2 separate regions of the Homo sapiens genome follow, and region 1 is linked to region 2. A link is a contact called in ENCODE Hi-C or POLR2A ChIA-PET data. All regions are on one chromosome and are shown on one strand. Each heading gives the region's core, a stretch centred on a gene start or an enhancer-like site at or near the end of the contact. The rest is flanking DNA. Distances are from core to core; before and after follow the strand shown. Region 1 overlaps EIF4G3 (eukaryotic translation initiation factor 4 gamma 3). Region 2 holds the start of EIF4G3 (eukaryotic translation initiation factor 4 gamma 3).

Evidence for each region. A loop is a pair of places that touch in the nucleus more often than their neighbours do. ChIA-PET counts read pairs that join two places held with the same protein, here RNA polymerase II (POLR2A). Pooled maps may share reads with other maps.
Region 1: a map of mammary epithelial cell shows a loop between it and region 2 (2.1-fold over the local background). The contact joins the enhancer-like site here to the promoter of EIF4G3 in region 2. A Hi-C loop is called at or near these places in 5 of 168 maps with a recorded cell type or tissue (CD14-positive monocyte, heart right ventricle, mammary epithelial cell and 1 more) and 5 of 50 pooled maps. POLR2A ChIA-PET finds 5 or more read pairs at or near these places in 6 of 52 experiments (GM10248, GM12878, H1 and 3 more).

Annotation. Positions count from the first base shown.
Region 1 is chr1:21,089,982-21,092,968 of GRCh38, reverse strand. The region is part of intron 2 of EIF4G3 (eukaryotic translation initiation factor 4 gamma 3); the gene reads left to right. Among named protein-coding and RNA genes, the nearest start is that of EIF4G3, 85 kb to the left of the region's middle. Within about 2 kb of position 1,693, at least 7 of the 41 ENCODE cell types and tissues checked have a DNase peak (open chromatin) inside an H3K27ac peak, as active enhancers do; they include CD14-positive monocyte, GM12878 and mammary epithelial cell, where a contact is called at or near this core.
Region 2 is chr1:21,175,145-21,178,358 of GRCh38, reverse strand. It overlaps EIF4G3 (eukaryotic translation initiation factor 4 gamma 3), which reads left to right and starts at 1,462. Exons shown (of 37, transcript NM_001391906.1): 1 at 1,462-1,637; 2 at 2,001-2,184. RefSeq lists an enhancer at 1,498-1,547.

The DNA.
Region 1 (2,987 bases), core at 444-2,943, 86 kb after region 2:
AAGTCTTTAATCCATCTTGAATTAATTTTTGTGTAAGGTGTAAGGAAGGGATCCAGTTTCAGCTTTCTACATATGGCTAGCCAGTTTTCCCAGCACCGTTTATTAAATAGGGAATCTTTTCCCCATTTCTTGTTTTTGTCAGGTTTGTCAAAGATCAGATGGTTGTAGATGTGTGGTATTATTTCTGAGGGCTCTGTTCTGTTCTGTTGGTCTATATCTCTGTTTTGGTACCAGTACCATGCTGTTTTGGTTACTATAGCCTTGTAGTATAGTTTGAAGTCAGGTAGTGTGATGCCTCCAGCTTTGTTCTTCTGGCTTAGGATTGTATTGGCAGTGCGGGCCCTTTTTTGGTTCCAGATGAACTTTAAAGTAGTTTTTTCCAATTCTGTGAAGAAAGTTATTGGTAGCCTGATGGGGATGGCAATGAATCTATAAATTACCTTGGGCAGTATGGCCATTTTCATGATATTGATTTTATGAGGCCAGCATCATCCTGATACCAAAGCCTGACAACAACAAAAAAAGAGAATTTTAGACCAATATCCCTGATGAATATTGATCCTCAATAAAATACTGGCAAACCGAATCCAGCAGCACATCAAAAAGCTTATCCACAGTGACCAAGTGGGCTTCGTCACTGGGATGCAAGGCTGGATCAACATACACAAATCAATAAATGTAATCCAGCATGTAAACAGAACCAAAGACAAAAACACATGATTATCTCAATAGATGCAGAAAAGGCCTTTGACAAAATTCAACAGCCCTTCATGCTAAAAACTCTCAATAAATTAGGTATTGATGGGACGTATCTCAAAATAATAAGAGCTATTTATGACAAACCCACAGCCAATATCATACTGAATGGGCAAAAACTGGAAGCATTCCCTTTGAAAACTGGCGCAAGACAGGGATGCCCCTCTCTCACCACTCCTATTCAACATAGTGTTGGAAGTTGGCCAGGGCAATCAGGCAGGAGAAAGAAATAAAGGGTATTCAATTAGGAAAAGAGGAAGTCAAATTGTCCCTGTTTGCAGATGACGTGATTGTATATTTAGAAAACCCCATCGTCTCAGCCCAAAATCTCCTTAAACTAATAAGCAACTTCAGCAAAGTCTCAGGATACAAAATCAATGTGCAAAAATCACAAGCATTCTTATATACCAATGACAGACAAACAGAGAGCCAAATCATGAGTAAACTCCCATTCACTATTGCTTCAAAGGGAATAAAATACCTAGGAATCCAACTTACAAGGGATATGAAGGACCTCTTCAAGGAGAACTACAAACTACTGCTCAACGAAATAAAAGAGGACACAAACAAATGGAAGAACATTCCATGCTCATAGATAGGAAGAATCAATATCGTGGAAAAAAAATTTTTTTTTAATAGAGGCAGGGTCTCTTGTGGTCTAGGCTGGAGCTGGCTTGTTTAAATTGCATTTTTTTAATTTTTGAAAAACATATTCGTGTGGTTCAGAAGTAATGTTAAAAGACTGTAGCTATGGTCAGGTGCGGTGGCTTATGCCTGTAATCCTAGCACTTTGGGAGGCCGAGGTGGGTGGATTGCCTGAGCTCAGGAGTTCGAGACCAGCCTGGGCAACATTGCAAAGCCCCATCTCTACTAAAAATACAAAAAATTAGCCGGCTGTGGTAGCGCATGTCTATAGTCCCAGCTGCTTGGGAGGCTGAGTCACAGGAGGCTGAGTCACGAGAATTGCTTGAACCTGGAAGGCAGAGGTTGCAGTGAGCTGAGATTATGCCACTGAACTCCAGCCTGGGTGACAGAGCGAGACTCTGTCTCAAAAAATAAAAAATTAAAAAAAGAAGACTATAGCTGTTTCCAAAGTAACTGTATTTTAAACAGTACATGTTTTGAGAAATCCTGTTCGGTATCTTTGTGAAATAGGGTATAGTTTAGAAATTCTGCCATTACTTTATGTATTATAGAAGTTAACTTCCTTTTTTATTTCAGAACTATGTAGAAATAAGAAGTAGAGAAAGCATAAATTGACATTGACATCTTGGCCTAAATAAGAAATAATATAGAAAAAGACCCTTTGCATTATTTTTTTATCTCCTGATATTAGTTGCCTATTTTACCTATAAATCAGTATTTATTTGATGACATTTGTATCCTTGATCTTCCTTTCAATGAGGAAATGATAACTTGAGTCTTTCACTTTAAGAATATTGCTTATGCTGAACATTAGAGCAGTAGTTTTTCTTGTAGTGGAGTGGGGCAAGGTTTAGGAACGTTCAGCTGGGAATTATAAATGGAACATTAGTGTTTTGGCAGACTGAAAGACAATTTCTGTTTATTTTCACTTCTTCTTTTCTACTTTGTGCAAATCCACCTTTTAAGGAGGTACTGACTGTAAACAACCCCAGTGCCAGACATGATTACCATTGATCAAGAAGGTTTATTTTGAAGAGAGTTCATCCTTCATGAAGTTTCATAAACATTTGTTCTTTAAAATGTATTGGTCCTCTCTTTTCTGCATAAGTAGGAAACATTCATATCAGTAATACATGTCATGTAATATCCTCATGGATTCTTGGATTTCTCTGATGAAATTTAGTCTTTGCAAGTGTATTTGCCTAGTTGGCATTTGTTGTAGCATGTATGTAGTGAGTACTTTAATAATCAGAGTCTTTAACCATCAAATTATATTTATTTCTGAAATTTGTCTTTTGTTATTATTCTACTAGAAAAAAGAAAGAGGAGAATTCGAAATTTTTTACATTTATATTTCTACTTAGAGTCTTAATTCAGTATTGCATACCATCTATGTAATCTTACTAATAGTTTTGCTTGTACTTCCTAATGATATAAATCACAGCAATTTGAAATACAGAAATATCAAGTGGATGTACTACTGTATTTCAATCATGGGTTATGAAAAATCAGCATGTTCTGGATTATTGTATGTGCATGTTACACTGCTCATTTATTGAATTAGAATTTTAAGTAGCACTATGAAA
Region 2 (3,214 bases), core at 213-2,712:
AGACTCTAATCTTAGCTCTGCCAGCCACACTGTCGGTGCGACCTCGGGGAAGTCTTTTGTGCGTTTTGAGCCTCAATTTTCTCAGCTTTTCTGTGGTTTGATGGTATTGAGCCTCCCCAGTCTCAGTTTATTCATTTGTAAAATGGATACTACCTATTTCACAGGACTGCTTGAGATAATGAAGGGTACAGCGCTTAGTGCCATGTCTGGTAAATATTATATTAAAACTTGATTGCTCCATGACGCCTGCCATTTTTTTTTTTTTTTTGAGACGAAGCCTCACTCTGTCGCGCCCAGGCTAGTGTGCAATGGCACTCTCTCAGCTCACTGCAACCTCCGCCTCCTGGGTTCAAGTGATTCTCCCGCCTCAGCCTCCCGAGTAGCTGGTGCCTGCCACCACGCCTGGCTAATTTTTGTATTTTTAGTAGAGACGAGGTTTCATCATGTTGGCAAGGCTGGTCTTGAACTCCTGACCTCAAGTGATCCACCGGCCTTGGCCTCCCAAAGTGCTGGGATTACAGGCGTGAGCCACCGCGCCCGGCCGATGCCTGCCATTCTTTCCCACTCAATGCCACTGTGCTTAGGACAAGGCACCTGCTAAGGAGTGGGGTGTGCGGGGTTGGGGGTGGGAGTGATCTTGGCAGGTCTAGCTGGGAAGAAAATCCTTATCAACAAATGTCACCCAGCATAGGACATTGGGGAGCTGATCACTGGCTGCTGGTCAAAGGGCGCTCCAGTCCTGGGGAAGGCCTAGGTTTGAATCCATCCACAGAGCTCAGTTAAGGCTGCTGATTAGATATGGCGGCTCAGGTCATGTCCCCAGCCAATATGGGAGGCGGCAAGGTTCATCCAGATGAAGGTGGCATTTAGATTTAGGCTCTGTCCTTTCCCGATAGGGTGACCTTGGGCTAGTCACTTTTCCTCTGTGTCCTCTGGAAATGGGGCTCCTCATTCACCTCTCAGAGCGTCTGAGGAAGTGTCGACACAATGGGTGTGAAATGCGTGGGTTACAGGCCGGCGGGTGGCATTGGTTACGCGAAGTCCCCGCGGGGGGTCCCTATCCAACGGGTTCCATTCCGGTTAAGCGGTTCCTTCTCCAGGGGTTTTTCGCCTCGCCGCTGCCTCTCCGCCCCTGCGAGCGGGGCTCAGCGAACAGCCGACTCCGGGGCCATTACCATTGTTCTTCGAGGCTGGGCCGCAGGGGAGGACTCTCGCAAGCCAGACCTCGCCTTTGGTCTTTCCCTCCGCCCCGCACCCGCGCCGCTGTAAGCCAGCGAAGCCTCCCTCGCCGATCTTTGCCGAGGAAGCGAGTTAGCCCCTGAGCCCTCCCGAACGGCGGCCGAGGACGCACCCGAGCGTCTCCGAAGAATCCCGACCCCTAGCAGTCTCCGGAAAGAGCCGAAGAGGCTTCCCACCCTCGGTTTCCCGAGCCATTCCGAAAAAGTCCGAAGTTTTCCGAGCAGCCGTCCTGCCGGACTGCTGGAGGCGGCCACAGCGCCATGTTGGATGCTCTGCTCGTTGAGTGAAGAAAATCCACCGGCATCGCCTGAGCCCCGCTACCGAGAAGGGCGCCGCTTCCTCCGGGGAGGGGGATAAAGATCCCCCGCCGCCGGCCCATGAGGATATTGCCGTGAAAGGTCCGGTCTCTCCGCCTCCTGCCCCCGCCGGGTCCGGCCCCCCCCCTGGGGTCGCGTTGTCACGGAGACCGGCAGCCGGTGGTGCTGGCCCGCGGGGCGGCTGCTGCTGCCGGCGGCGGCGGCGGCGGAGGCGGCGGCGGCGGCGGCGGCGGCGTCGGGCGTGTGTGACCGGCCCCGGCCCCCTCCTCCTCCTCCCCCCAGGCTCCCCCCAGCCCCCCGCTCCCGCCGCCTCCCCGGGTCTGCCCCCATCCCGCCCCCCCGCTGCCCCCGGCCCCTGCACCCCGGCGCGCCCGGTCCCGCTCTGGGGGGGTTGGTGGCTTCGCTTTGCCATGAGTTTACCGCAGAAACCGGCTCTGAAATCAGGCACAGCGACTGCAGCAGGAACCGGACCCGGCACCGGAGCGGCGGCGGCGGCGGCAGCAGCGGTACCGCCTCCTCACCCGGCGGCGGCAGCAGCGGCGGCGGCGGCGGCGGCGGCGGCGGCGGCGGCAGCGGTCCCCCCTCCTCACCCGAACATCAGGGCCCTCCAGACTCAGGCGCCCCAACAGTATCCTTTTCACCTTCCTGTCGGCCCTTCGGTTCTCGTCGTCGCAGTCCAGGGGGACCCCGCAGCCCAGGGGACCCTCCTGCCGGCCGCCACAGCCCAGCCAGGAAAGGGACAGCGGCTCAAGCCCCTGCATCGGGCTTGGGCGGAGCTTTTGGGGTGCCCCGGCAGCAGCACTGCGGGGGGACCCCCAGACCCTCTGCAATACTGTGAAAGCTAGCCCCACTTGGCCATGCTTCTGCAGCCCCTTCCTTTTAGAGCTTGGGGTCCCTTCTCCCCTCCTCCCCTAAGGTACCCTCCCCCCCTTTATTGGGCAGAATTTGCTTGGTGCCTGGGACCAACCCTGCAGGGAAGGCTTTTCTCTGGTTGTTGTGAGGATTACACCCTCCTGCTCTTCACCTCCCCTCGGCTCCCCCTACAGCGGGACACAGTGGGCTTCCATAATTATTATTAGTACATAATAAACTTTATCGGTAAATTTCTTGTTTGAAACCAATCAGCTCGTTTCCGAGGTATGTTGGATTTTCAGTCTAAGGTGAAAATGTACAGAAAGCAGTTCCTCTGGATAATTTTTTTTAGTAATGGGAGAGTTGTGATGTGGTTTGTGGTAGAGATCTGAGGAGGAAATGTGACGCCGGACGCTTCCCTGTCTTTGACCTTTTTAAAGGAAGAGGAAGTTCACCGACATTACCCATCACCCACAAAAGTCTCACTTCTTGGAAGATTTGTGTTAGGCTGAATATTTTTAATGGGCTTTAATTTACTCCTCATAGGCCTGATGTCTAGAGAGTTACCAGGGCTTCTGGAGGAAAGTCTAGTATTGAATGTTTCTAATTTCATGTTATTTGCTCGATTGTAGAATTTTGGAGAGCTTTGATTGAAAAGACTTGGTGATGGGGTATTTTAGTCAAAAACTAGCCGGTGAAGGTAAAACGTTGAATTCATGTATTCCACGGAGATTTAGAAAGGTATTGCGTACCTGAGAATAACATTTCATCATGCATCACCTCCTCCCTACACCCACTGTATTTGT